2 separate regions of the Homo sapiens genome follow, and region 1 is linked to region 2. The links are chromatin loops, found by intact Hi-C in ENCODE. Cell type or tissue: breast epithelium. All regions are shown on one strand. Links, peaks and the distances in the headings refer to the core of each region. The heading gives the core; the rest is flanking DNA.

The links. Peaks named below come from ENCODE experiments on the same cell type or tissue, not always from the same donor. Only the 100,000 strongest peaks of a DNase experiment are listed, where the experiment ranks them.
Region 1: a loop joins it to region 2, with 13 times the contacts of the local background. A loop is called at or near these places in 1 of 110 quality-filtered maps.

Annotation. Positions count from the first base shown.
Region 1 is chr2:46,560,169-46,575,969 of GRCh38, reverse strand. All of the region lies in intron 2 of RHOQ (ras homolog family member Q), which reads right to left. It overlaps RHOQ-AS1 (RHOQ antisense RNA 1), which reads left to right. Exons shown (of 2, transcript NR_104182.1): 2 at 6,400-7,714. Among named protein-coding and RNA genes, the nearest start is that of RHOQ-AS1, 12 kb to the left of the region's middle. RefSeq lists enhancers at 5,210-5,309, 10,690-10,779, 12,757-12,816. In breast epithelium, for the core only: no CTCF peak of the experiment used is centred there; no DNase peak of the experiment used is centred there; H3K27ac peaks cover 2,207 bases.
Region 2 is chr2:45,696,947-45,712,747 of GRCh38, reverse strand. All of the region lies in intron 1 of PRKCE (protein kinase C epsilon), which reads right to left. It also overlaps the pseudogene TRQ-TTG5-1. Among named protein-coding and RNA genes, the nearest start is that of PRKCE-AS1, 29 kb to the right of the region's middle. RefSeq lists an enhancer at 12,241-12,290. In breast epithelium, for the core only: no CTCF peak of the experiment used is centred there; a DNase peak (open chromatin) is centred at 6,577; H3K27ac peaks cover 2,562 bases.

The DNA.
Region 1 (15,801 bases), core at 6,169-11,168, 860 kb before region 2:
ATGGCACTCTAAGTAAAATCAGATAACTCTGTTTTTGTTATTCTTCTTTGTGAAGTTCTGAACACCCATGAGGTAAAAAAAAATGACAATATCATTAACAATGACAATGAAAACTTTGGAAAAATACATTATGATCACTAACGCTGTCACTAAAAACATTTTTAACTAAAAAGTTTGCACAAAGAATTGAATATAGCTAGACATTGCCTAAGTATTATAATTTATAATAATTAATACATGCTAAATATTTACTATGTGTCAGGCACTAGTCTATATGCTCTCTCATGGATTACTTATTTAATCCTTGTAACAACAATATGACACAAGTACCCTTAATCCTGACTTTCATTTGAGTAAACTGAAGCACAGAAGTTAAATTACTTGCGTAAGGATGTGTAGCCAGTAAGTCAAGGAGCTGAGATTCAAATCCTGGCAGTTTTTACTCCAGAGTCTATACTCTTAACCACTATACAGCTTCACTGAGACCTTCAAGCTTTGCTTTCCTTGTTTCTATAGTTTTATTAATTGTGTGTGTGTGTGTGTGTGTGTGTGTGTGTGTGTGTGTGTGTGAAGATTTAAAGAGAAACATACACAGTAAACCCACCAAAATCCTCCTTTACTCTCCAACTTTCATTCCCTCTACTTAATATTTTCATGTTTATTCTTCCAGTTCTTTTTCTATGCATGAATATACCAGTAACTGCACATATTCATACATCTGTACATAAAATGAAATCATGCAGTACTTGTTGTTCTGCACTTTCTTTGTCTTGGACATCTTTCTAAATCAGAATACGTTAGACTACCATATCATTTTACACTGTTGCTTCAGAGTCCCCAGAACAGCTATACTCCTGATGGTTATTTTAGTCTCTATCACAAAAGGCAGTGAATATCCTTTTTTGCATAGACTATTTTATGTGACACAAAATTCTACTTATTTACATTCTCGAGAGTGAACAGAGTCCGGATTCCATTTTTGGCATAGCTAGACTCTCATCTGGTTTCAAAGAAACTTTATTTTTAGCCTGGGCCACCTCCCCTCTTAAATGACTCGTTTCACTACAGAACTACACAAATGTGGAACTAAGGGAATATTAAAAACATCATCTTCCACTTGGAGTTTCAGCAGTAGTATTTCCCTCATGGAACAATTTTCCTTTCATGCATTTTTCTGACATTTTTCATAATATAACTTTCAACTAAAGCATGTTAATGTCCCAAACCCTTGACTGGTGGGTAACCCTTTTGTTTTTCTGTGATGCTTTTGAAGGGCACACCTATAATCTAGAGCTGTGGGCATTAAAAGATTTCTCAGGTGTTCGCTATCACATGACGACAGGGGAAATGCCACCCCCAATCTTCTGCAACTTTTATTTTTTAAAGTGAACGCCTCTAAATGGTTTTGATTAAAGCAGTGCCCTGGTGTTAAGAAATTCACAATGAAGAGATCAAATAGGGTGGGTATGAAACACGTTATACCCCCAGACAGTTACTAGAGGAAGACTTCTTGAAAATTTAACTTTTTAAAAATCAGCTTGTGTTAAACAGTACAATTGAGTGCCTTATATGTACTTTCTGGGCTCTACTGCCTGTTTCAAACTGCAAGTCCATAAAAGAAAAAAAAAAAAAAGAAACAGTATGTCATCTTAGCATCCCACCCAGCAACTCCACACTTCTGAGCAAACATGCAGTTGTCATGGCCGGGAAATGGGGTGTTCTCATTAAAAAGCACTCCTCATCCATATTTAGATTTCCAATTTTCACAGAAATAGGAATGGGGATACTATCCCTTAGGATTATGAGGAATAAATGAAATAGTGCAACTAAAGCACTCCGCATAACACCTCGCACATCGAAGAACTCTTTCAATGCTTAAACATAAATTCTCTATCCCATGGGAAACCAAGTCTCTTATTCCTCTGCAAATCCACGCAGGGTCCCCTGAGTCCCACACTTGCCTCAGCTTTGCAGCTCCCTCCAATCACAGAGAAGTCTTTTAGTAAGAAATAAAATCAAAACACACAAAACTCAGGTCTCTCGAGACAGTATAATTTTCAGATGAATAAAAGAGAATGATATATTATTACTGTACTCATTAGTCACTTAGCCTTAAGACTATTTAAAATGTAACAAAAATAGATTTATATTTAAGAAAGCCAAATTAGAGATTTTAATGGAAATTTTACTTTTCAAGCAAGTTTACCTCCTCAGGGAAACAGAAGTGTGCGCTCTTTCTCTAGTGAGAGATGACAAGAAATAAAAACTAATTGAATGCCATGTTCCCTAGAGATGCTTAACAATATTAATCCAAGTATTTTACAGAAGGTAAATATATTGTACAGATTCCTTTCATAACCACAGTGAATCCTGACTTTCCTCCATGAGAGACGTGAGCACAAAGGAGGACAATTGGACCAATCATTTCTAGATATTTCTTAAATTGCAGGTTTTGTTTGATTAATTAAAATGTGAAGAACTGGGGCTATTAAAAAATAAAACACACATATGTTTAGACCTCCTTGGAAAGAAATGTTACTTCTTAAGTCTGAACAATCTAAAATGAATTCCTTCTGCCTGTCATCTCTGGCTAAATAATTGGCAGTTAGTGGCCGGGCATGATGGCCCACACCTGTAATCCCAGCACTTTGGGAGGCCGAGGTGGGACTCTTGAGGTCAGGAGTCCAAGATCAGCCTGGCCAATGTGGTGAAACACCATCTCTACTAAAAATACAAAAATTATCTGGCCGTGGTGGTGCACACCTGTAATCCCAGCTATTCGGAAGGCTGAGGCAGGAGAATCACTTGAACCCAGGAGGTGGAGGCTGCAGTGAGCAGAGATTGTACCACTGCACTACAGCCTGGGCAACAGAGCTAAACTCCGTCTCAAAAAAAAAAAAAAAATCGGCAGTTAGTACAAGAATGAGACCTTTCTGCTTCTATCCAGCTGAGTAATTAGAAGTCTAATAATAGCAAATTTAGAAAATAAATTATCCCCTGTGCATACTGTACCCTGCATCATATAAAATGGTTCATATGCATCACATAGTATCCTGTGTGAATTTAATATGAAATGTGGGATTTGGGAATGAATAAGTGGAGGTGTGCAGAATCTTTCATCTTCAGCCATATATTTTAAATTTGAGAACACAAAGAAGTCAAATGTAGAGCAACTGCCCTTACTTTTAAAAGATCGACTTATCAAAGTCACAACTTCTCACAGCCAACTCTCCAGTGTCCTCCTAATTAACAAACCCATTATATTTTAGTTCTAATTTTAAAATGTAGGTATTTAAACATTTCAGCATGGTAACTAGAACATTCTCAGGAGTACAGAAAAGTGTATTAAAGACAGCTGTTCAACATCAAAACAATGAAAGAACTGGTGAGTTTAGTCAGCATGGCTGTTGGACTGCATGGCAGACTCTTTAGCTTCTTACCAATTGGCTAAGTACCAGAAGTATCAAGTTTTTAAGTGTGTTCTGGCAGCTTAGTGTTCAGGCTGTCCCTTGTTGAAGAGTCCTCGATATGTGATAATGACAACCTTACTTTAAAAATATCACACATGGCCAGGTGCGGTGGCTCACACCTGTAATCCCAGCACTTTGGGAGGCCGAGGTGGGGAGATTGCTTGAGTCCAGGAGTTCAAGACCAGTCTTCCCAATGTGGTGAAATCCTGTCTCTACTAAAAATACAAAAATTAGCTGGGCATGGTGGCACATGCCTGCAGTCCCAGCTACTCAGGAGGCTCAGGTGGGTGGATCAGTTGAGCTCAAGAGGTTGGGCCTGCAGTGAGCCATGAACATGCCTGGGTGACAGAGTGAGACCCTGTCTCAAAAAAAAAAAAAAAAAAAAAAAAAAACACACACTTACCACCTGATAAGAATCTGCAAACAAAAAACTAAAGAAATGCGCTCTGAGAGGAAACAAAAGCTCTTCCAATGCCACAGAGAAATGTAGCCAATGGCCATCAGCTGGAGACCCCTTTCTGTGTGCAGCTCAGCCAGCAGTGCCCATGAGCCTTACTTCTGCACTATTCTTTGTCCCCTTCATGTGGACCTGGGTGTTCCCTCCTACCTTAGTGATCTCTGTTTAAAATATATGTTTTTGGGATGTGTATGTCTATTTTAAAATACATATCCAAAACATTTCTTAAATAAAAACACTCACATTGGACGATTTACCTTGTGCCATGCTTTGTTAGCTGGTATGCTATCATGTATTATTTAAAAGCAATCAGCAAAGATTTATTGAGACTATAGCCCTCTGGAGCTTGCAGTTTAGTTGGGAATTCAAGATATAAACATATAAAAAGACAGTCATATACAACAATAGGAGGGAATAAAAGTGTAAGCTGGAGCAAGTGAATATAGAAATGCTTAACAAACATTACTAAGCACCTACTATGTGCCCAGAACAGTGCTAACTGCAATAAATAAAGGAGGGAAGGATGAGATTCAAATAACATCTATTTGTAAAACACCTTATAAACATTTACAAAGCTCTCTCATTAAGTATCTATATGTTAAAAATAAGGCAATGCACTTGAATGTGCAGCAGTGCCCACAATGTGCCTGGACACCACTCCAGCGCCTTGCAGACCTCCAAGCCACAGCCTAGAAGAGGAAACTGCAGGCTGGTGTGGGAACGTGCATCAGGTTAGCACCCAAGAAGAACAATTCTGATAGGTGAGGAGATACACACAAATGCATAACAGCTTTCGATCTTAGGAAGTTCATGGTAAGGTAGATAAGATGTATGTGAACATGATATTACAAGTTAGAATGTGGTAAATATAAAAAGTAGTAATGAGGGGACACTAAGAAAAGACCTCTTGGAAGAGGCACTTGAGTTGGTCCTTACAGAATGGAGAGAACTTGAACGTATCCAACATGCTAGGAATGCGACTTTAGTCCAGTCCCTTATTCCTTAGGGCCTTAGTTTCTCTGTCTGAAAAACGGGAGACTTATCAGTGACAAATGCTTTGAAGACCATAAAGTACTATAGGAATGTATTACAATCCCAAATAATGCAGGATAGTACTTTGATGTAAGAAATAGTCATTTATCAAAACCTACTAGAGTTTTCCTCTGTAACAACCTAGAATGAGAAACAACCTAGAACAAGGGGTAACAGATAAGCCCCAGCCTTCCCAAATCTAAAGCAGCTTCTGACTACGTGAAGAGAGACATAAAACATATGACAACTAAGTAAGAATATCCCTGAAAAGTGGTGGCTTTGTGGTCTGTGCAGTAGCAATTCTCTGTGTCACTTCCAAGGCACACAGTAGTAATCTTCATCTACAACATCTGTTTCTAGCGAGAAGTCCAAAACAGGCATCGAGCTCTTGAAACCCTCCACCCTTCAAAGGGTGCTACACAGAAGTCCAGAGGACACATGTCATGAAGCCAGCTTCTGAGAATGCAACTGTTTTCTCCTACATCTAACTTATATATCACAACATGTCTATGGTAATGCTTGGTCAGAGTAGCCTATGAAACCTCATTTCTTTTTTTTTTTTTATTTTTTGAGATGAAGTCTCACTCTTATAGCCCAGACTAGAGTGCAATAGCACAATCTCGGCTCACTGCCACCTCTGCCTCCCGGATTCAAGCAATTCTCATGCCTCTGCCTCCTGAGTAGCTGGGATTACAGGTGCCTGCCACCATGGCTGGCTAATTTTTTGTATTTTTAGTAGAAACGGGTGTTCACCGTGTTAGCCAGGAGGGTCTCAATCTCTTGACCCTGTGATCCGCCTCCCTTGGCCTCCCAAAGTGCTGGGATTACAGGCATGAGCCACCACGCCTGGCCTGAAACCTCATTTCTATTGTGCAGTCATTTTGACACTTTTGAGTTCATTTTATATTTAACTTTGTGAAATGAAAATATCAGTTTTTACCTCTTTAAAAATAACTCTGTTTTTCAAGGAAGCTGGGTTGGGTCCTTTTTGAAAACACTTTGGTAAGTTTGGTTCAAAACTCACCAGTGATGAGTTTACTGAATTTGCCTACCACTTCCTACTACCTCCCAGCACTCTTGGACTAAAGAAAATTTTGGGGAAGAGAAAGGTTTTTTTAGGTGCTATAAATTCTTAAGAGGTCACTGTTTTTCAAAAACTTTGCAAACATCTGGTGTTTTCTTTTCTTTTTTAATTTTCAGTTCAGTTGTGAAATGGTATTTATATGTCACTGGCCTGATTAGCGCTTAGTAAAAGAATTCTTGAAATTAAAGGTTTAGCTTCTTACTTTTAGCTACTGTCATCTTCATATGTTTTGATTTATAATAAGTCAGCCTCCTAATTAATATACCAATTATTTAGGAGCTAGAGAACTAGATCTTGGGCTTCTTTTCCATTGTGCTTTCCTTTTGGCCACCTGACTGATTGTAACTCCTGTTTAGGTTGGCTGGAGGAAACGGAGAGAAAATTTACATCTGGTGGAGCATAAAGAAACCAGCTAGAGGACTGGCCTTGTCATTATCTAACTGTGTTGTGACGAACTGGCACTTCCTCATCTCTAAAAGCAGGGCCCTGAACTAGAAGACCGCCACGTCACATGATGAAAAACACTCAAACTAACACTTCTTACCCTTGTGAGCAGCCCTACTAGCAGATTTAATGTGGGAGGAGGTTCACACTACGGGATAAAAATCAAGTTTTAGGATTCCATTTTATCTAAGCTGACCACCACAAGGCAGAGGATCAAGACTTAGCTAAATACAGCCCTCAGGCAAGCTTCACTTCCCCATCTGTGAAGGGAGAATAAATACACATGTTAAGATAAATGAGAGAGCTGGTCAAGTGTTTCGAGCTCTTTGGCAGACAAGCCTGACTTTCCAAAAAAAGACAAACCACAACTTCGGAGCCAGTGCTATTTCTTCTGTGCATGGTGAGGTGACTTCCCCAGTTGTAAAGGATTTAGAGCTGAAATTCCATATTGTCTGGAGCTATAATTACAAGTCTCTTGCACTAAAACAGAGGTCAGCTGGCCTAAAGCATGCTGAAAGAAGGTAAATGTCTGGTCACATTTCCATGTGGTATACTCCTTTCCTAACTTTTTGGCACAAATTTCATGTTGATAGAACATTCATTCACTCCACAAATATCTGGCAAGTAGGTGCTGAGTGCTGTGTATAGACGAGTGAACACAACACAGACCCTGCCCTCATTCTGTGTAGAGGACAGCAGAGGAGTAGGCACAGGGCTCTCAGCTAGGGCAGTACCACCCTATGTCTGGGGGGCATTTCGGACATTTGGGAGGTGCTGTCAATTGCCAAAATGAATGGGGAAACTCTGCTAGCATTTAAGGGTGGGAGCCGTGGTGCCACAATGACCTGTATGAGGAAAACCAGCTCCAGGCCCGCATGACTAGTGAGTGTACTGCTAGACATTCATAAACATGAAAAACTCTTTTGTGGGAAAACAGCCTGTTGCATAGCAAGAGTGATCCATCTTGAAGTAAAACTGCCATGATGACCAATGTTTGACGCCTACAATTCAAGGTGGTCCAGTAGCACAGATAAGCCCTCACAACCTCCCCGTGGTCATGAGTTTCTAAAGGAAGTCAGGGATGATGAGCTTCCTGTGTCTTTACCCTAAAAGCTTGCTATATAAAGGATACTTTCTGGAGGTTGGTTGTGAGAATCCACCATCTCTTGGCCTACCTAGACATCGTTTCTGTTTCTAAGTCTCTATTAAATATTTCTTTCTGAGAAACTGGATTTGTCAGTCTCTTTCTTCAGCCTCTCAGCTCCCTTGGCCTTTGAAGGTAGGTTTGCATAGACCTGCTCACCATGGAACACCTTTTATAATCGCATGAATCTAGGACCTGATCCTGCTGCATATATAAAAAAATAAAGTTTTTTGGCATAACTTTAGTGCATATTTTAAACTTTTTCTTTTTTGAGCAGGGTTTTACTCCGTCACCCAGGCTGGAGTGCAGTAGCATGATCACAGATTGCTACAGCCTTGACCTCCTGGGCTCTAGCCTCCACCTCAGCCTCCCGAGTAGTTGATACTACGGGCATATGCCACCATGCCCAGCTAGTCAGAAATTTTTTTATTTTATTTTTTTTTTGTAGAGACAGGGGTCTTGCTCTGTTGCCTGGGCTAGTATCGAACTCCTGGGCTCAAGCAATTATCCTGCCTCAGCCCCCTAAAATGTTGGGATTATAGGCATGAGCCACGGCCCTCAGACTTTAATGAATTTTCTAGGAAGGTAATTTCAGTCCACATTGAAGGAGAAAGATTGAACTTTATTTTGTTTGAAACATCACAGGAGGCTGGGTGCAGTGGCTTATGCCTGTAATCACAGCACTCTGCGAGGCTGAGACAGGTGGATTGCTTGAGTCCAGGAGTTCAAGACCAGTGTGGGCAACATGGCAAAACACGATCTCTACAAAAATAAAAAATGAGCCAGGTGTGATGGTGTGTGCCTATAGTCCCAGCTACTTGGCAGGCTGAGGTGGGAAGATCACTTGAGCCTGGGAGATTGAGGCTGCAGTGAGCTGAGATCATGCCACTGCACTCCAGCCTGGGTGACAGAACGACACCCTGTCTCAAAGAAAAAAAAAAAAGAAGAAAAAGAAAAAACAAACATCACAGGATTTACTTACCATCACAGAAAACCACATGCCACTGGCTACATTGCTGTTAGTATCTGAGTCACTAATAAAAAATAACTATGTTAGCCAATATTTGTAACTGTTGCATTCGTGGTCATTTTACCTAATAGGTGCAGGCCTGATTACTTCATTATGATTTCTGGAGTAGTCAGCCTTGGGAGTTTAGGAATTTAACACTGAAATAAATAGTTTTATGATGAATTACTTTCCTTTTTATTTCTCCTTTATATCACTGCCAGGATGTTATACTGATTTAAAATTACATGTATAGGGAGGTTATATTATCTATAGATTTCATTTGAGGATAAGTAAAAAGGAAGTATTTGTTATAAAAATGGGAGATGGGTCTGATAAAATTGAGGTATCAAATCAGGCATTGAACAAATTGGGACAAAAATGACTATAAATGCAAATTGGGACAGGTGCTATGAAGGAAAAGAGCCAGGTTCTGGGAGAGAGAATAACCAGGAAGATGAGTTTCAGTCTGCGCAGGCAAGAAAGACCTCTCTGCAGGGGTGATGTTCAACCTGAGACCTGAGGGACCGCTTAAGGAGACAGACAACAAGACAATGTATGCAAACGTCCCAAGGCAGAAAAGCCCTGACATACTGAAGACCACAGGGAAAGGCCAGGTGACAGGTGGGGCTGGAGAGGGAGTCAGCTTGGACCCCTCTGCAGGGCCCACCTGCAATGGAAAGTCATTAAAAGGTGAGCCCCCGACCCCCGCAAAAAAGTCACAAAATTTGAAAACGATAATCCAGGCTACTTTGAGAAGAATGAATTAGGCAGTCAGGCTTATAAGGGGAGAGGTTATTATAGTAATTCAGCTGAGAGAAGATGGAAGCTTAGACTAAGGGACAGCAGTTGACAGCTAGAGAAATGGTGGATTCTAGATATATTCTGGATATATCTAGATGATATGGCATCTTTTAGAGGGATGAAGAAAACTGAGGGTAGGGTAGAGAAGCACCATAGGGAGAGAACTCAAGAGGACAGTTTGGGACGTGTTAAGCTTGAGATGTCAAGCAGGTGGTCAGAGGAGGTCTCTGCCTCTGAGTTCCAGAACTAGCTTATTACTATGTACCTCCTTTTAGCTGAACCAGAAGCATCTCAAATTCAACATTTCTGAACTAAATTCATTTCTTCCCAATCAAAACTGCAACTCCTCCTGTATTCACCATCTCACTAGAAGATATCACCACTCAATCAGGGTGCACAAGCCAGAAACCTGAAAGTTCTCAGGATCAACCCCTAACACAAATACACACACTAAAGCAGTCACCTGCCCAGTGAGTTTCCCTGTTTCTTCTCTCTCTCCGTATTTCTTCACCTGGGAGCTCCTACTCATCTTCCAGGCTTGAGTCTGGAAATCACTTCATCCAGCAGATCTTCTCTGAACCCCCAGTTCAGCTTAAGCATTGCCATGCTCCACACTTCTGTGGCACCACAAGCTTCTCCTGTCATCCTGTTTGTTTATACTGTAATACGATTGCCTCTTCTGATCTGCATCTTCCCCTTCTGCATCAGGACTCCCTGAGGGCAGGGGACTATTGCTCAAGGCCTGGCTCATGGTCGCAGCTTATTACATTCCCGCTGAATCAATGACGGTAGCTCATGGGAAGGTGAAGTGAGAAAAGTCAGCTGCAGTCATTGTGCAGGTAGCTTGCACAGTGCTAGCTGCACCTCCTTCACCAGCTACAAAGCTTGAGAAAGTGGATCAAATACCTGAATTCTCTCCAGTAACAGGTTAATTTCTCAGGCTGCTGATGTCACTTTCGGCCAGATGTCAAATTGCCTCCTGTGAGCAGGGCCATTTTTCTGTGGCACACCAATGGGTCCAACCCACCTCCCTGAATGTGAGCTCTTAATAGGAGAGCCTCAGACTGAGTGATGCTTTAAGCATTTTAGTTCCTGCTGCTTTTCACCACAACTTTTTCTGCATTGTCTTGACATTTGTCTTATCTAGGTATGGAGAATACAGTTGACTGTCTATCCAGCATTCTTCTCCTACTTCCTCCTTCTTTCGAAAACTCTGATTCAGTGCAGGACCCACCACCCCTTCTACACTCAGACACATGCCCCTGGGGACCCTGGCCCCATACTTAGCTATATAGAGAGTCCCTGGTTGGATTAAGCCAATCATTGAGTTTCATTCCCCACTCCTGCCCCTCCCACTAAGTCGCTGGTTTTTGGTGGGCACATGATCTGGGTTGTCCAATCAGAGCAAAGTATTCACTGGCTTGTCCAACGTAGCTCCTGCTCCACCTTCTCCTTCTGCAGCTGCTCCCCACCTTCTCCTGCAGCTGCTCCCCACCTCCTCTCCTCCACACTATAAAAGGATTTGCCACTCACTGGCCCTATCTCTGCAGCTCATGGAGATTATTCAGGGCTCCCTCTACATAGCCCATTGCTGTGTTTGCTGTTATCACCACCAGGGTGTATGCGACAGCTCAGTCCCAGAATCTGCTCTTACTTATCTCCAGGACTAGCTATGGAGAGGGAGGTGTACAGACATCCCAGCTCTGACACTTCTACCAGAGCAGCCCTCTCACCCTTTTCAACACTTGGCCTACAGAGGCTGAAGTCCCCAGTTGACATACATACTTACACACATCCTTTTAATAGACAAAGGCAACACGCAGCCAAGCAGCAAAGAGAAGACCCTGGTAACTACACTCAGATGAAGGCTGCAGTGCTGCCTTCCTCTATGTCCAGATGAGGCAGCCAGAGTGCACAGAGGAGTTAAGCCATGACCAACAAACCCATGTGGAATGTGAATACTTGAGCCCCACTCTGCTGGCCAAATAAACGCATACAGTGCAATCTGCCATCTGAGGACGAGGATGGCTTCCCGGCAGGCGAAATCAGGATGCCCTCACAGACATGCTTGCACAGAACAGGCCCTTTCAAAAACACACACAATTTCTGAGGAGGAGATGAAAATGTTTTGGAACTGGCAGAGCTGGTGGTTGTACAACACAGTGAATGTACTAAATGCCACTGGATTGTATACTTTATTTTTTAATTTTTCTTTTAGAGACAGGAGACAGGATCTCATTCTGTCACCCAGGCTGGTGTGCAGTGGTGCGATCGTGGCTCAATACAGAGTCAAACTCCTGGGCTTAAGCAATCTTCCTGCCTCAGTCTTCCAAGTAGCTGGGACTACAGGTACGTGCTACCACATCTGGCCAATTTTTTATTTTTTGTAGAGATGGGGGTCTCACTGTGTTGCCTAGGCTGGTCTTGAACTCCTGAGCTCAAGCAATCCTCCTGCCTTGGCCTCCCAAAGTGCTAGGATTATAGGCATGAGCTACTGCATCCAGCCTGATTATATACTTAAAAATGGTTAAATTTATGTCGTGTAAATTTCACCTCAATTTAAAAAAAATACACACAGGGGCTGGGCGTGGTGGCCCACGCCTATAATCCTAGCACTTTGGGAAGCCAAGGCAGGAGGATCCCTTGAGCCCAGTTTGAGACCAGCCTGGGCAACATAGGGAGACCCTGTCTCCATTAAGAAAAAGAGAAAAAAAGAGGAAAGAAATACACACAGGTCCACAAGTGTGCAAAGGTATGATCTTGCCTTACAGGTACCCAGACACACATGCGTGTGTATGCACACATGCACACTCACCTAGATTTCTTTGAAAATTCAGAAAATTCTTGCAGAATTACCCTGCAAGAAGTCCCTGGAGGCCAAGAGTTGATGTGTTGACATCAATTCTTCACAATATGCATCCATCACCACTGAGCACAGCTTATCCTCCTTGCACGGGTTTGATGCCCTCCCCTCCCCTGCCTATTCTGTATTACTTCCCTTTATCTTCTTCCCACCAGCTCTGGCCCTTTTATACTACAGACGGTTCCCCGTGGGGGCTCTTCCCGGCCTATCACAAAACAAATAGCCTCATGACATTACTACAGCCTATGTAACTTTACAGCCCAGAAGAGTGCCTGCTCATGCCTTCACAGCAACCCAGGCTACCCACTGACTCTTCACCATCAGCCTAGGAGATAGGTCAGCTGCCACCTCACTGATGAGGAAATAGGATCAAAGAAGCTCACCACCTGTCCAGAGTCACACGGAGAGGTGGGTAGGAGTGAAGCAGGAATGCAATTCTCCTAACCACGAGTGTAGGACCCTCTCCCACACAACCCCTCTTTGTTTCAACCAGGTAGTCTATCATGGGGTTTCAGACACAGACCTCCTGAGTCTCTGAGTCAGGCTTCCTAGCTGTGTGGCCCTGGGCACAAGTTACTTACCTTTTCTGTTTCTTTTATTTATAAAATGGACTACTAATGGAGCCTCCTCTTAAACACTGGGAAAAGAAATGAGCTAAGGTATGAAAGGCACTTAACACATGTGCTGGCTGCTAATTTATAACCATGTCCACCGAATAGTGTTCCTTTTCCATTCAGTTTCAGCAGATTTGGGGCAGAGTAATAAATAGGCAGAAAATGAGAACTGAATGTGAAATTAACTTCAGCACAAACGCACTGAGAAATTTTGCTGGTTTAAATAAGTGTGTAGGTTTACATGGCAGGCAAGGACTAAAGTCAGGTATTTTATTAAAATACTGAGAAAATAGCTAAACTGATATATCTCAAATACGTTTTTCAAAAAAAATCAAAGGCTGGGAAGGGAAAAGAGTCAAATGCACATGGGCTTTGATGTGGCCACGGAGTCCTCTCGGCCCACTTTGCACACAGCAGGCAGGTTTCAGTGGCTCCCTGTACAATAATGCACACATGTCTACACTAGCATCCTCTGTGTTCCAAGAAGTTCAGACAATCTAGCAGCTCAACTTCTTGATTTCCTACTCTAAAGGACCTGGCTAGGGAGGAGTGCCATTTCTGAAGCAAAGCAAGAGCCAGTGAGACAAAATCAAAGAGAAGCAACAGTACAGATAGAGGAGGAAACTAGTAACAATAGAACTTTATAAGAAAATCACCAGATAAACTGTCATTCCAGTGGTTTCAAGTATCTATTCTCTTTTGTGTATTCTCATAAAAGCCTTAGAGTCAGCAACGGGACAGGTGGTGTCATTCCTCTCTTTCTCCAGGGCAGTGAGGGCAGCAGCTGAGCCCAGGCTCTCGGTGAAGTGGTGGAAAACTATCACTGGAGCAGTTGGGCTGGCAGCAGTGGGGATGAGGGAGTTTCAAACTTAGAGGTATAGACCCTACAGTCTGGTGAAATTGCATAGGAACCGGCTAGGTCCCTGTTCTCATCCCCACCCTGTGCTGCCGATAAGTGAGTCTTGTCAGAGCCTGTGCTCCATCGTTTGGGCCTGTGTTATGTGCTGCCTGGAAAATCAAATCGTGTGAGTCTCCCTTCAAAGAGCCACTGGCTTAGTTAAGCAACCAGTGAGACACTGGCAGCAAGGGGATGTCATGAGAACAGTGGAATGCAGATCTGGAGTCAGAGGGCCTGGCCCGAGGTCCAGGGTGGCCTCTCACTGGCCATGTATGTAATCTTGTTCAAGTCATTTCCCTATCTCTGACCCTATTTCCTCATCCACTAAAAAAATGCGGTGCAGAGGGAGGGGTAGACAGTATGACCTACCTCTTAATGTCATTGTTAGGGCTAAATGGGATAAACGGGTCCAAGGAAGCCTCAAATGTAGGCACAGATGAATACAAGAGCCAAGAGCCATTGATGCTAAGTGCCACAGGGATTCAGAGTGGAGAGAATACATCTGCCCTTGACAAACAGAAAAGGCTACATGGAAAAATAGGTATTACTGGATGTTCTCTGTTAATCTCTCCATCAAGGCACCCATCTTCAGAAGACCGTGCCCTTTAGAAGTCCAAACTATGTAGCTCAGAGTTCAAGGTTGGCCATGCAGTCATCAAACTCCTCTTCCCACCTTAGATTTAATGGCTTCTCCGATGAACGACTACTCTGTAGCCAAAATGAACATAGGCTGCTCCCACACCTCCCCATCCACCCCAGCTTCTCCCACATGACTCTTTCTGTGCTCTTTTCTTGGCCTGGAATACTCTGTCTTGCCTGGGCCCCCTTGCCACCCCAAACCATACACACATACCAGCTACTCACTTAGGAAAACTGTCCAGACCCTCCCCTCACCGTACTCTTCCTGCCTGGCCAATGTCTTTGATACCTGTATCAAAGGTATATATACATATGTACATATATACACATATATATATACACACACATATATATCAAAGGTGTATATATATATACACACACACACAGACATATAAACGTGCGCACACACACATACCTGTATATACATATATATACTAATATATTAGAGAGATATATGTCTATATACAGGTTTTGTGTGTGTGTGTGTGTGTGTGTGTGTGTGTGTGTGTGTGTTTATGGGGTCTATAGTAGGACACTCTATGCATTTGAGATAGGGCTACATTTTGAAAATTAAGTTAATGAAAATCAATTTGTAATTGTTATTAGTCATCTGTAATACGGTTTATATTCAGATGACTGAGACACTTCAAAACACCCAAATCTAATCAAGGTGACTGCAATGTAACTAAAGAAAGCTATAACCTAATGGAGTATGTTTTGGCCTATCTGAAAAATATGTTAACTGAAAAGTCATGGTCTATACAGACTCTACGCAAAGTCTAGCAAAGTAGAAATTGCATAATGAGAATATTAGTGACTATCTACCTCTGTCCAACAGTAAGACAGCGGATGCTGGAGCTAGTGGACACAACAGATCCTGGCCACTGGAAACCCATGCTCTCGTATGGAAGGAAAACGTGATCACGTGACCCCAGGATCCAGATGAAACAGAAATCTCCTCCCAGAAATCCAACTCGCTTTGCTGCAAAGCCTGTATGCCAAGCAACTTCTTTATTAATTCATCAGGAGCCTGGCCCTGAACAGAATATCCACCACTATAACTTTGTTCTTCATATTTATGTTTCTAACTATAAAAAAAGAGAAGACTTCAGTTAAGTCCCAGCCAACTGAACGTATGCATTTATCTTTGACCTCTCCAAAATCCTCTAACATGTACAGTAATTGTTTTAAAAAACATAAAGCCACAAGGACAAAAGAAATAGGAAAAGAAATAACAATAACAAAATTTAGAAGCTAAAAGGCAAAAAAACAAGTGGAACTTACTTAACAGGCCCACGGAGCCAAATTCGGAGCGAGCAATGAGGTGCCAGTTAAACACCGGACTG
Region 2 (15,801 bases), core at 4,613-9,612:
CCAGACTCTGCCTGTAGGTACAGGGAGGAGCTGACACTTGAGCTGGATGGAAAAAAGGCAAAAGGCCCTTCCAGGCAAAGGGAATGGCCTGTCCAGGCCCCAGAGGTGTAGCAGATCATAGAGGGAATGCAACTGTCAGTGGGACCAGCCAGGGCCAATTGGTCCAGAGCTTCATGGGCCTTGCCAAGGAGGAGAGACGTTCCTGGAGGCCACCAACAGTACAGGCTTCCCATCAGGGGCTTTAAGCAGGGGGAATAGCATGATCAGATTTGGGTGTCAAAAAGACAGGACAGGCCGGGCGCAGTGACTCATGCCTGTAATCCCAGCACTTTGGAAGGCCAAGGTGGGGTAAATCACTTGAGGTCAGAAGTTCGAGACCAGCCTGGCCAATATGGGGAACCCTCGTCTCTACTAAAACTACAAAAAATTAGCTGTAGCTGGGCGTGGTGGTGCATGCCTGTAATCGCAGCTACTCGGGAGGATGAGGCAGGAGAATCTCTTGAACCTGGGAGGTGGAGGTTGCAGTAAGCCGAGATTGCACCACTGCACTCCAGCCTGGGGAACAAGAGCAAAACTCTGTCTCAAAAAAAAAAAAAAAAAAAAAAAAAAAGGACAGGCCGTAGAGTGGCAAGAGGTCAACTGTCAACAGGAACACCTGAGGGCACACAGACAGTGTGGAGAAGATGTAATTCTTTACTCAAGTAACAGTGGGGGCTAAACTGAGGATCTGCCCCCGTCACATAACCTTTCATCTGCAGAGTGAAATAGGAGTATTTGTCCTGCCTCCTTTATAGGACATAATATAAAGTTACTAATAATAATGGAGGCCGGGCGTGTTGGCTCATGCCTGTAATCCCAGCACTTTGGGAGGCCAAGGCATGCAGATCATGAGGTCAGGAGATCAAGACCATCCTGACCGACATAGTGAAACCCCATCTCTACTAAAAATAGAAAAATTAGCTGGGCATGGTCGCGCATGACTGTAATCTCAGCTAGTCGGGAGGCTGAGGCAGAATTGCTTGAACCAGAGAGGCAGAGGTTGCAGTGAGCCAAGATCATGCCATTGCACTCCAGCCTGGTGACAGAGCAAGACTCGTCTCAAAAAATTACATAAATAATAACAATAATGGAAACATAATAGAAGTAATAGCCAACATGTCTTGAACACTTATATAGTTAATTTAACAAGTACTGAATATTTGCTAGGCACCAGGCACGCTAAGTGCTTTACAAATGCTAATTCATTTAATCATTGCAATGATCTTGTGAAATAAGGACTTTCATTATCCCCATTTTACAGATGAGGCAATTGAGACACAGAGACATTAAGTGACTTACTCCAGGTCACCCAGGTCATAGGTAGCAGAGCTGTGATTTGCAGCCAGGCAGTCTGGCCTGAGTCCTCGCTCTTGGTCATGATGTCCATGATCTCTTGTTTGTTATATGCCCAGCACTGTGGAAAGTACCTTGCAGCTGTTGTCTATTACTCTGGTCCTCACAATAATTCTGTGAGGTAGGCACTCTTTTTTCTCCCTGCTTTATAGCTAAGGAAACTGAGGCACAAAGGGGATAAGTACCTTGCCTGTGGCTGCACATAGAGTAAGTAAGTGGTTGAGTTGCACGTTAATCTTTGGGACTGCAAAGTTCGTGCTCTGAGCTGCGCTCCCTTCAATCTAAAAGCACAAAAACCACAGGGAGGGGGACAGGGGACAGGGAGGGGGCAGCAACCTGAAAAAAGACTGAATACTTAGAATAGTGAGAGATCAGATGGAATATGTTTTTGCCTGGCTGGATTTTTCCCACCCCATGTTAAGCGAGAGAAGGCAAGGTCCCCCCTCTCTCCCAGCACCCCTGGTTCAGCCTCTAGACAAGTCAGGTTGTGTCATCTGGCCTGCCAGGCAGTAAAACACCCCGATCCTTTAGGGGTGAGGGTCTGCAGGCCTCAGCTCCAGAAACATCAGGGTGGCAAACAATGGTATATCAGTCAGGCCTGAGCATCTCTGATTGGCCCTGGCAAAAACAAGATGTCAGTTAGTAACAGCCGTAAATCCCTGTGACAGCCAGTCCCCAAGCCCTGGGCATACTCTGGGCCATGCTGGAGCCGCAATGTCCAGAGCCTTCTCCTGCCACTTCTTGGGACTGGGAATCCTGGCCTGGGGCCTGGCAATGGAATCATTAATCTATGGACAGGCTTCACAAAGAGAAAAACATGCAGGAAAATATACAGAAGAAAATAGAGCTAAAAAACACTCCAGGGTTCCACTGAGACCAGACCATCTAGGACTGAGATTCAGAAGCAGGAGAGCAAAGCTCTCAGGAGGACATATTAGAGACTCTGGAGGATGTATGGACTTTCAAGGAGTACTTACAAGAGGCTGTGTACCTCAGTGGGCAAGGGTATGGACTTTGAAGCCAGACTATTTGGGTTCAAATCCCAGCTTGGCCTCTTGCTTTACTGCTGAAAAACTGGGGATGTGTTCCTTAATCTCTCAGGCTGGGCCTCAGTGTTCTTACCCGTCATATGAGGATAGTGATAGTACCTACATCATCAGGTTGTTACAGGGGTTAAGTGAGTTAATACACAGAAAAGTCCAAGAACGGTGCCCAGCACCTAGCCAGTGCTATGGACGTGTTAATTAAATAAGATAAATGGGCCAGGCGCAGTAGCCTAAGCCTGTAATCCCAGAACTTTCCGGATCACTTGAGGTCAGGGGTTCGAGACCAGTCTGGCCAACATGGTGAAACCCCATCTCTACTAAATAATACAAAAATTAGCCAGGCGTGGTGGCATGTGCCTGTAATCCCAGCTACCCAGGAGGCTGAGGCATGAGAATCACTTGAACCTGGGAGGTGGAGGTTGCAGTGAGCTGAGATCATGCCACTGCACTCCAGCCTGGGTGACAGAGTGAGACTGTCTCAAACAAACAAAAAAAAAGATACATGGTCACAGGGGAGACAGGAGACATCTCTCCCAGTGGGAGATGTCACAATATCCAGGTGAATAGAGATGGGGACTGGAGATGAGATGCCTTCCATTTTATTCAAAAGAGTTTGAAAGAGTTTAGATCTGGAAGTCCCTGACTTAGGGTCACAGGGAAAGTCAAAGTGCTGTTTGACAACATGCTGCAGCAGTCACACTAAGGCAGAACCATAGCCTTGGAATCCAGAATGGGGATGGGGTGGCCCAGGAACTCTAAAAACTCCTAGAGCATAGTCTGTACTAAAGCTTTCAAAATTCACATTCATAGACATCCATGATCATCTAGTCCACACCCAGCTGCTGCAAATGAAAGGAATCATGCCAAGGGCCAGAGAAGGGCCTTGTCCAAGGTCAAATAGCTGGCTGATATAGGGCATGAAGCAAGAGCCAAGATCTGCCAGAACTGGGGCATCTTCCATCACACCAGCCCTCTGGCCTTGACCCAGGAAGGCTGAGAACCCAGTGCATGGGTCTTGGCCTGGTTGGAGCAGCTGCCACCTTGGCCTGGCTGGGTCTGCCCGGTATGCTGGCCCCAGCCCAGGGTGCTCCTGACCAGCACCTGCCACCAAGCTCTGGTAGGCCCTACTAACCTCTTCCAGAAGGGAATTGGGGGTCTTCACCTCCTACTCTTTCACACCCAGAGGCAGCTCCAGGTGTGAGCAGCAGCGCCAGTAAGTTCCACAAATCCCACTTGTCTCATCCAGACTGAATCCATGATCCTGACTCAAGCCATTGTCTTTGTCCCTCAAACTGGTATATTAGAGTAACAGGTAAATCCCCAAATAGTGGCTCACTGCCATTCAAGGTGAAACTGTGTGCTACTATCCACACAGGAGTGGCTCTCTTCCAAGCAGGGATTTGGAGAGTCAGGCTCCTTCCCTCTTCTGACTCTGCCACCTTCAACACATGGCCCCCAAGACCACTATGACTGGCTGCTCTAAGCCAACAGAGGGAGAAGGCACCTGGGACACTGACCCAGGAGGTTTTTGTGGGCTGGCCTAGAAGAAGCACTTACTCCTTTCACCCACATTCCACTGGCCAGAATTGAGCCACAGGACCACACCTGGCCATACCTGGTGTATTAGTCCGTTTTCACACTACTGATAAAGACATACCCGAGGCTGGGCAATTAACAAAAGAAAGAGGTTTAATGGACTTACAGTTCCACGTGGCTGGGGAGGCCTCACCATCATGGTGGAAGGCAAGGAGGAGCAAGTCACATCTTACATGGACAACAGCAGTCAAAGAGAGAGAGCTTGTGCAGGGAAACTCCCCCTTATAAAACCATCAGATCTCATGAGGCTTATTCACTATCATGAGAACAGCGTGGGAAAGACCTGGCCCCATGATTCAATTACCTCCCACCAGGTTCTTCCCACAACATGTGGGAATTCAAGATGAGATTTGGGTGGGGACACAGCCAAGCCATATCACCTGGTCATAAGGGAATGAGAGGTGTAGTCTAGCTGTTTTCCCACGATGTAGGCTTTGGTGGACACATAAGCCATCTCTGCTACAACTGACCTCACAGCTTTGTTCTGTGGCACTTGATGATTGTGGACTGGAGCCCCAGCTTAGCAACTTGCTCTGCCCAGGAAGACATTAAAGGAAATCTGCAGGCTCTCGAGTCCAACCTATGATGCGTAGGGAGGAGTGACAGAGGCGGACTTTGGTAGTAGATCAGGAGCTCACCGAAGGCAGGAAACATGTGCAGCACCCTGCAGCATCCCAGCATTCCTCATGCACTGCCTGCCATCGAGGAGGCCTCCAATTTGTGTCTACCTTATGAGAAGTAGCAGGAATGCAACCCGCAGGGGTACCAGACATAAGTCATGCTGCAGGAAGGCTGGGGCCTGCCTAACTGGAGCTTCATGCCTGCACTCCCAGGTCTGATTCCTGGCTTGGCAGTTGGGAACTAAGGAGAAGGGGACAGTCAGAGCCATCGCTCCTTCCATGCTGGCTCTCACATCAGAGGCAGACTCTCAGCTCGTCTGTGTGGGAGGATGCAGGAGCTATTTCCATTTTATTTCATATTCGTCACGAACTGTGTGTCCCACAGACATGAGAAGCCACAGAAGAAATGTTCTCCCTCCCCCAGTGCAGATCCTCAAAAGCAGGGGCTGAGGGGAAAATATTTGAAGGAAACATCCTTGACTTCCATGAACAGATAAAGCCTCTCCCAAAAGGACAAGCACAGGGGCAAGAGCAAGTCACAGGACCAGCTTCGAGTCTGCTTTGTGACCTTGGCCAAGTGACAAATCCTTTGTGCCTCCATTTCTCCCCCATCTGTCAAATGAAGATAATAAAGGCTGTTCTGAAGTTAGAATGAGATAATCAATGTTTAAATGGCTCTGGGAAGTACAAAGCTTTCTATGGGAATATAAGGTGTTATTATCCACTCACCCTTCCTGCCTCTCCAGTGAATTCAGATGTTTGGTAACAATTACAATCTTGGCTAGGACTCACTCTTGATGAGCAGAAGAAAGGCAGCAGCCTCCACATTTAACAGATGGGGACTGATGCACAGGCCTGGGCTGCAAGCAGACCTGGTAAGTTCTGGGACACATGCTCCAGCCGAGGAATATCTGCCTGTGAAGTAATGAACTGCGATCCACGAGGGACTTCCACTGCAATCATCAAACACCAGCTCTTGCAGACTCAGATGTGGTATTTGTTAGACTGAGGAATATAACAGTCATAAAATCACAGAATTCCAGAGTTGGCCAAGACCCCCATCTTTGGGGAGAGAGCTAGTTCCCCAGTCAAAGTGGAAAATCGACTCAATTTCCACTGACCTGTGAAAAGCAAAACCAGTTCATGTCTGTCATTGCTTATTCTGTTTGGGATCTTGAGCAAATCACTTAACCACCCTCTGCCCCAGTTGCCTTCTCACAGGAATAAGGAATGAGAAAGGACTCTGGTAACTAAAAGACACAGTTCAAATGAAAGGTATTTCTTGCTATTGATGATCAAATCTCTTACCATGAGTCACATGCAGTATTCTTAGATTCTCTTACACACAGAAGACAGGGGTTCCCATTTTCCTGCTCCTGAAATTTAATTCATTGTGGGGGGCCAAACTATCAGGCGGCCAATACAAAATCCTGCCTCAGGATAAACAGGAGAGAAGATACTGCTGGGATGTGATGCCAGAGATTGAGACATGTGCAAACCATTCATTCAAAGCAGAAACAAGAGCAAAGATCATTCTGGAACCCAATCTGACTCCTGCAAGGGTAGAGCCCAGTCTTCTCAGACACCTCTCAGTCAAGACTGGTTGACAAACACTGCTTCAAGTTCCTCCGACCTGGGAGAACCAGGAATGAAGCTTGACACAAGGGCAGGGAGGATTCAGAGAAAAGAAGGGAAAGATGAAAATGAAGGAAAAGCAGGCACTTTCAGAGCCTCATTTTCTCATTACCATCAGCATGCATTCATTTCCTCTGGTGGAAGGAGGGAAAAAAGTTTTCCATTGAGTGTCTAAGGCAATCCTGTGTAATATTTCATTTCACAGCCTCTTTCTCTTGCCAACTACAACAGCAGCTGTGAAACTATTCTCCTGGCCAGTCCTGTGGCATTCCTACCCCAGCATCAACTCAGAATTCTTTTCCCCCAGGGCTTCTACTGCTTCTCATCCTACCCTAACCTCAAGAACTCACCTGGATGTATTCTCAGGTGAAATCTCTGGCAGAAATAATTTCTAGTTCTCAAACAATAGAAAAAATTCAAGGGCCAACTGCAGGGGACCAGGTCCCTTTGTTGGCTACTATGACCTGGGGAACAGAGCCAGACACAGAGCTCCGAAGCAGATATCTAACTTAAAGCAACTGACAAAAGGCCCCACTCCACACCCAGGTTACAATCATCTTCAGAAAGACCCCAGGTCCCAACAGCCACTGCACTGGACAAACTCATTATCTTCAGCTACAAAGCCAGGCAGAAGGCTTAATCAGGTCAGCAGCATTTGATAGGAAAATAAGTACCTTCTTGACACTCTATGGATTATAGAAATTATGCCTGGTAAAGCTACCTATACCACCATCATGTCAAAGGACACTCAGGGATATTCAGCTGAGAAGAATAATTATACAGTCAAATGCCATCAAGTCCACAAAAGGAAAGCAAGCCCACCCATCACTCTAGAAGCCAAAGCGTGGAGGTTTATCTGACAGTGGAAAAAAACAGACAATCCTTAAGATTTGTCATGCCTCCCTCCTTCCAATAAGCCTGTAACCTCTACTCACGGAGGGCTGGGTTGGTCTGGTTGGAGCATGCGGTGCAGGGAATGGTACAGCTGGGTTTACACCCCGCCTCCTCTGGAGTACATATACCCCCAACTGGCAGTCACTCCTATGTTTTCTGACAAGCCATCCTTTTCAGCTAAAATTTTCCACTCCTGGATTCAGCCCAAAGGTGAGTTTATTTTGGAAAGTCTGAGCCAAATTTCTCCGCAACTAGAGTTTCAAGCAGGTGAAATAAAGCCTGCTGCTTCTCCCCACATAAAATTGTGTCCTAAGAGGGCAACAATAGTTCAGGCCCCTAGCGCTGCTCGGAACCGAGCTCCACAGAACTGGGCACATGTATGCATGAAATATGGTGGTAAAAGACATGCCCACAAAAGTGATACTGAATAAGGAATTGAAAGTGAATTATTCCATGTCCAAATGATAGTGATGATAGTAAGTCTCTGGCATTTGTAAGTTTTAAACTTCTTGAAGTACTCCACCTGCTTTATCTCATCTGTGCCCCACAGCTCCCCTGCAAGGAAGAGGGGACCATTCAGGCTCCCCTCCTGATAGATGGTAAGATGGGAGGGACAAAGGAAAGGGGCTGAGAATTACTTAAGATCACACTATACAGCAGTTGGCAAGGTCAAGACTATTCTCATGACCCCTGGTCTTCCTCAACCAAATTTGATAGCCCTTTAATAAGTACAGGGGTTAAACTTAAAATATGGCAGTGAACAGTGTTATTATCATTTCTTAGGCATAACACTTAGGTGAAAACTGCTGCCTGTCACCTTGAAATACTAGAGGGGGAAGGAAGAGATGGACATTTGCTGGGCACCTGCATGTGCCAGCAGCATACAGGCATTTCATCCTCACAATACTTCTAAAAGACTGGCGTGGCGATGCTCACTTTTCAGATGAGGTAGAGGAGGGACCCAGAGAGTAACTGGCAGAGTTAATATTAGGAATCCAGTGACTCTTCTAACAAAGGCCATGTCATGACACTTTAACACTGGGCTAAGGAAACCCCCAACACTCCCAAGTCACATTTCATACAGGAAAATCACTTTAGGATTTGAGTTCTGAACTAGTCTTTACCTGGAGTAGCTAACAAAAAGCAAAGCTACAGGTTCACCCCTTTCTCTGTCCCTCTCTGATTGCCCAGTCCCTGGACAGGGACATAGAGGGAGGGACACAGAAGGTACAGAATATTCAGGGGACAAGAGAAGAAATGAAAAATGAACAATCTACAAACCAGAAAAACCAACCCCAACATACTAAGCCAATAGTTTCCTTGAGATATACTACCTTGAAGAAGCACATATAGATTCTTTTTCCTGTGTTTAATCCTAAAAACAATGAAAGGAGTAAATGGAGGTAAAATGCTAATAATTCCACTATATGCTGCTCCCTGCCATGCCTTCCTTGACCCTTTTCTATTCAGCTATGCATCGCCCATGTGTCTCTGGGCCTGGCACTAAGTAAATGCTCAATGAATGTTTGGTTAATGGATAGATGAATGGGTGAAATAACAGTGTTGTCAGAAATAATGCCTCCTAACCCAGGTGAAATTTAAATCTGCATTACTCTACCCATTTGCTATTTGGAGACATATTTGTCATTTCAATACCAGTAATATAAAACAAGCTATTTTAGCTTTATCTTCTGTGAGCATATGGATGAGAGAATAGGAATTTTTTTGTTATGAGTGAACAGGCTGCATAGTTAAAGATAGTTTTCCAAAGAATGTGACAGAAGCCCAATTATTGTCTTTTAAAAACCAAAACAAAAGAAATGTTCTAGGAAAGAACCTTCACAAGAACAAATGATGATGTCTATTTAGGACAATAAAGGAAAATCCAAAGAAGAATCAGTTCCATGCAGAGAGCCCATGTTTGTCCTTCAAGTGCAAGGTTCTCTGGAGACTCCAAAAAAAAGGTGCCTCTACCGTCAATGAGCTTCCTTTTTTTTTCTTTTCTTTTCTTTATTCTTTTTTTTTTAGAGACAAGGTCTCACTCTGTCACCCAGGCTAGAGTGCAGTGTTGTGATCACAGCTCACTGCAGCCTCAAACTTAGGGGTTCAAACAATCCTCCCACTTTGGCCTCCCGAGTAGCTGGGACTACAAGTACATGCCACCATGTCTGGCTACATTTTTCAAATTATTTTTAGAGATGGGGGTCTTACTATGTTGACCAGTCTGATCTTGAACTCCTGGCCTCAAGTGATCCTCCTGCCTCAGGCTCCCAAAGTGCTAGGAATACAGATGTGAGCCACCACACCCAGCCCAAGGAGTTTTGATTATTCCTTTAAGGGCTAGAGAATAAAATATAGGAGGAAAGCAAACAGCACTGTGGCCTCTAACTCAGGTAGGAGTGACATAACAACAGCCATCAGAAATACAAAAAAAAAAAATAAATAAAACAGAAGCTGAGGACCATGTGTTCCACCTTTACTAAGGACAGCTAAATTTTACAACTTTTAGTTAGGAATAAGGACTGACTTCCTGACGGGGGGGGAAAAAAGGCTTTCTCAAGAAAACTTGATAATAGGAAAGGCTGTTATCTGCCGAGGCTGTTAGCTATGGCCTTAGCAGCTGATCTCCGGAACACTAAGCCCAGAAGTCTTTCTGTGGAATGACTCTTTTCAAACTTCAGTTCTAGCAGAGCTTTTAGCCCTTCTACTCCCAGAGTAAGGTGTTCAAATGGCTCCTTGTAGGGTATGTCTGAGGAACAGTGAAGGAAAGAAATGGAAAAGAGAGGTGGTTCGTGTCCTGCTTGCAATAGCAGAAGCTCTTCTTAGATTCACTTTATATGCTGGGGTACCCCTAGAGCTTTATTTTGGGGGAAAAAAAAGAAGGGTTCTACTATATAATAGTGATTTAGATATCACTATGGTAAAACAGTGACTAAATCTCAATCAATAGTTATTCAACAAATGTTTATGGAACCAGGTACAGAACTGGATGCTTGAAGTAATCCCAACAATCAGCCTTCAGGAGGCATAAAGTCCACCGCTCAGGATAAACACATGCAAGTAAAACTGACCATGCTGACCGAGCGCCTTCTATAACACACACAATAGACTAGGCAGTTTACAGATGCTCTCTCAGCTGATCATCACTATGAAAACTGATTGTAGTGGGTAGGCATGATCATCCCCATTTCACAGGTGCAGAAAGGCTAATAGCTTGCCCAAGAGCTGGGACTAGTATTCCGGGCTGCCCAACACTAAAGCCTCCTTACCAGCTACTAAAACCAGGTAGATTTCCACATCTGTATCTGAGCGGAGGACTCCCATTTTCAAGTGCATAAGTCATCTTTGTATTGTTTTTTGTTGTTGTCGTTGTTTTTTGAGACAGTCTCGCTCTGTCACCCAGGCTGGAGTGCAGTGGTGCGATCTCAGCTCACTGCAACCTCTGCCTCCCAGGTTCAAGTGATTCTCCTGCCTCAGCCCCCTGAGTAGCTAGGATTACAGACACGTGCCACCAAGTCCGGCTAATTTTTGTATTTTGAGTAGAGAAGAGGTTTCACCATGTTGGTCAGGCTGGTCTCAAACTCCTGACGTCAGGTGATCCGCCTCAGCCTCCCAAAATTCTCAGATTACAGGTGTGAGCCACCGCGCCTGGCCCATCTTTGTATTTGTGTTGTGACGGTGAGTCCTAAATTTCAGATACTAAGAGAAGAAGGAAAAAAATAATCTAGACTCGTCGGTGTCTCTAAGAATCCAGATGTTTTCTAAAACACCTGTGTAATAGGTGAGGCTTTATCAGACTAGAATTTACATGGGAATGGGAAGCAGCCTGGAGCACCAGGAAAAATTCTGTTTCCATCTGGGGCCATGCCTGGGTGAACCTAGGAGGTGGGCAAAACAAGTTTTCTTCACTGCATTATCTCATGTGGGGTGCCCTCCTCTGTACTTCAGGCCTTTATTGCCTTGGTAAGCTCTGTGCTCTCCCACCTTGGTATCAAAATCAAAACTGCCCTCAAAGAAGAATCTGGAGATCTATCATTTACCTGTTAGTATGTCTTCAGGTCACTGTTACCCACCTGCATTTTAAAGCTCTGTCTTCTGATGAAAGGGCTGGAGACCTCATCATAGGGTAACTGATGGGAGCATTTTTTTCAGCACAGGTAAGTAAAGGATTCTCTAGGGTGACTGCAAATTTGATAGACAGATAGATAGGTGGATCAATCAATAGATAGATAGGTAGCATCCCAATTTAACCTTTGAGTACTTCCAATTTTTCCAAAAACACACAAAAAACAAACCCTACCCCATCACACACATAGAAAAATAAAATGTGCCCGTTTTCTACCCAATGAGACAAGAGTAGATACTGTTCATTGAGCACCTATTATGTTCCTGGCCTTGTTCTAGGTATAAATATATTCTACTTCATCTTCAACACAATCCTTCTTTGTCCTTCCTTCCTCTACTGTCTTAGTTTCCTAGGGCTGCCACAAAAAGGAACCACTAACCAGGTGGCTTAAAACAATGGAAATGCCTTCCTTCCAAGTTGTTAAGGTCAGAAGTCCAAAATCAAGGTGTTAGCAAGGCCACACTCCCTCCAAGGCATCTAAAGGAGGGTCCTTCCTTGCTTCCGCCAGCTTCTGGGAGCCCCAGGCATTCCTTGGTTTACGGGAGCACAGCTCCTATCTCTGTGTCTGTCCTCACGGGGCCGCCCTCTCCCTGCATCTGCCTCTGCATCTGAATTTCCCCTTCTTATAAGGACACCAGTCATATTGGATCCGAGCCTACCCCAGTGACTTCATCTTAACTTGATTACATCTGCAAAGACCCTGCTTCCAAATAAGGTCACATTCTGAAGTACGGGGGGATTAAGATTTCAATGTCTTTTTCTGCTGGGACACACTTCAACTCATAGCACCCACCTGTGAGAGGGTGATGACCTCAAGGTCACACAAGGTCTAGGTCGAAGCCAAGTTTAGTTTCATTTCCTAGATGATCCTCAGTCAAGCAGAAGCACAGACTTGAATATCTGGAGGAAATTTATTACATCAAAGAATGACAGTGCCGGGCTGCTTCTACTGTTCCTTCTGCTTCAGACTTCTCTCCCTTCCTCACCGAACCAATCCTGTCCTCCTTGGCCTCTCAGCTCAAGCATACCGACCAAGGAGCCCTCTCTGACCTCCTAGACCAGCTCAAAAACCCCTACCCAGGACCTCTGCTTACCATCTATGTCTCCCTCACTGCCCTCCTCACCACCCTTAGTTTTCCATTTCTTTGGGGGTTACTTCATAGATGTCTCTCTTTGCCATCAGACTTCGAGTGCTGCAAAGAAAAAAGACCTCTCTATATTGCTCCCAGGTGTGTTCTCACCTCTCCACCGAGACCCTGGCTCCCGGCAGGGCCTCAGATGTTAGCCCTCTGCTACTTAAAAGGAAAACTCAGGTACCCATTTCATCCTCAACCCCAGGCGGCCTGGTTAGTTAACTGCCCCCGTTCATCTTGTGGCTCGTGCCTTCTGCCTTCCACTGGTGGGCTGGGCCTGGCCACTGCCTCCCCTCAACAGCCCAATTTACACCTAGAAATCACAGGAAAACCAGAGAGCTATCACCCCACCTGCTACCCCCTGCACCCCTCAGCTCCCCACACTTCCTTGATCTCATCAGTGTGCAAAACGAGCACCCATTTCTCCACTCATCAGACACAAGCGGCGGCATCCACACTGGTGCCTTCCGGGATTCCAAGAGAATCACACCTCCCGCATCAGCCCACAGCAACAGCACAGTCTCCTCTAAGCCACTGCTCTCTAAGGACCCAACTGTATACCTTTACCACCTTACCCTGTGCACACACATCTCCAGATCTGCTTCTGAAATCCTCCAGGACCATAAAAAAACAAGACTGGTTTCCTTGGGAGTCAGCTTTAAACAGTTATTAAGGCTAAAACAAGTTTGGCCTCTGTACAGATGACAGCAGAGCCATGTCTACAGTGACCCACACAGCATGGGGGCTGGTGCCCCTCATCCTTCACCAGCGGCCCCTCAACCACACAGACGGGCTCTGTGTGGTGTCACAGAGGAAGCAATCTGGCTATTCCTTCACTTTGTAACTCATGGTTAACTCATTCACTCTGACTCAGCCAACCTTTACTGAGCTCTGATCAAGTCAGCGAAACAATTTGAGTCACTTGAGAGACAGAGAAAGAAAAAGGCCTACTTCACTGCAATATTTCAGCATCTTAACTCTGAGAAGCTACAGACAAAGACACACATAACAAGAAGGCAGTGGGGTCAGTGTCCCAGCAGAGGTCCGTGCAAAAGGCTGCTGGGCCCTGCAGGGAGTGACACCTCTGGGGATTAGGGGGAGCCCCTCCTTTGCCTGCTAAGGACGAACAGCAGACAGGGAGGAGGACAGGAGGGAGTTGGGGGCACAAGGCAGAGCTTCCAAGCAGAAGGAAAAAAATATATTATGGGAACAGCAAACCACCCCACCTGCCTGAGGTATAAGGCGTCTATTAAAAATAGAAATAGACGAAGCTAGAAAAAATAAAAACTAGGGGCTAGTTTATAAAGAGTCTTAAAACAAGATGACAAGATGTAATCTCTTACCACTCCTTGGCAATACATAAATTTTAACCTACTACTGATGGTGAATTTCTAAGTCCATGGATGTTAATTCTCCCAAAAGGGAGGGTAACCACATGTACTTTCTATATCAAAAGTCTGTTCTACTCCCCTCTAAAGGCACACCAAGCCCTAGGAAATCCAGACAACTCCCTCCACAAGTCTGTCCTTGGCCACCCTCAGGGCATTCTCAGATTGGCTGTTTTTCCAGATGGCTTCCTAGGATACATGGCATTTGCAATCAGGCCCAGATACAAGAATCTGGATTTTAAAAACTGGACCTCATCCTTGTTGTTTCCTACTTCCATTGCTGACACCCCTCCCCCTCTCTTCCTCTCTTTCCTCTTCCTTTCTCTCTTCCTTCATATATTTTTTTTTCTGTGCTCACTGTTGTTTGCAACAGCTGTTGAAATTCACATATCTGGGAAGTCCATTAACTTGCTGTTTACTGGAGCTCCACATCATTAGCAGAGATGGGCAAAATCGAGCCTCTTATACCCCCATCCACAACCCCCAGGGAGCCAGGTCCCCACCGGCTGGGGACACTCCCTCTAAATAGCCCTTCCCTTCACTTTCACCCCCAACTGGAAATTTTTGTTTTATATCCAGCCAGACTACATTCATTTTGCTAAAATACAATTCTAAATATGATTTTAGGATGCTGGTAGAAAATGATTCCACCAAATTCACCTACCACCAATCTGGGTACTTACATATAAATCTATAAAGTAGATCACTACGTTGCAAAACCCTATGCTAACCACTTTTCCAGAACTTGCCCACAAAATGAGCGTGTGCCACCTAACCTGCGGCCAACAGCCACATTCGCATGTGGCACCCAATGGAGCATTTGTGAAAATAAAGCCAGCACAAACTGACGTCCACTAGAATCTTAGCTGCTTGGAAATTGAAAATAAATCTACATGGAGTTGACATACCCTCAGGAGCTCACTGGAAACTGGTCTCTGTCTTTCTTCTGTCAAAGGGCTGCTTTCCATTCACCCTGTCTAGGAAGATGTGTGCAAGAGTGTTAATATTCTCAATTTCTTCCAATGTAAAAAAAAACTACATCCAATTAAAGAATCTGGGGATAAATTCCACCTGCCTGCAAGAATCCCTAGGTGCTAATCCATTTTAAAAAGCTTGCTGGAAATTGGGGTGGTCAGCAGAGGTAGTCTGTCCTTTCAGTCTGGAAATGGGAACCTCAAAGTAAGAGAGGGGCTGTGAAACAGGAAGTAACTTCCAGAAAGCTCCTGGGAACAGAGGCAGGTTGGAGCCAAGGGCCTTCAGGTGAAGATGGCACCTGCAGGGATGTCACCTAGGGAGGGAGGTAATCAGAGCCGGAACAAAAGAAAGAGCTAGAGATGCCACCCACATAGAGATGCCAACCAGTCCACCCTGAGTGAAGAGCAGAGCCTGTTCTCTGTCCCTCCAATTCTTTGCTTTTGCTGGGGAGCCTCGGGTTGCCATTTCCACTCTGGTTTGGTTTTGTTTGTTAGTCCTTATCTGTCCTGGCTAAATAAATAAAATGGATTTTCACTCATATTTTGGCCAAAAACAATAGAAGGTCAGAGCGCCATTAAGAGGCAGAGAGGGCAACAGCGTCAGCCAGACCAGAGCTCTCCAGATCCCCCATAAAACCTCCGGACCAGAGCCAAGCAGAATGTGGGCAGCCAGGAGGGCCAGGCCAGCCAGTGGGGTGCGCCCCCTCTTCACCTACACAGGCCCTCCCAGGTAGAGCATGGACTCTTTGAAAGGACGATGCAGTCACTGTCAGCTACACTAGAGCATTTCATCTTATTTGGAGGCATGTTCCTAAGTATTAGAACAACATCCACCTTTTCCAATCAGGGGATAATCTTTAATATTACCATGGACATTAATGTAGTCACAAAAAGGTTTGCTTTCAGCTCTGCACCAAACATGGGCCTTGGTGGCAAGTACAAAAGCCAAGGGGGAAAGAAGACCTGGAATAAAAAGGAAGTGGGGTGTGGGGCCCTG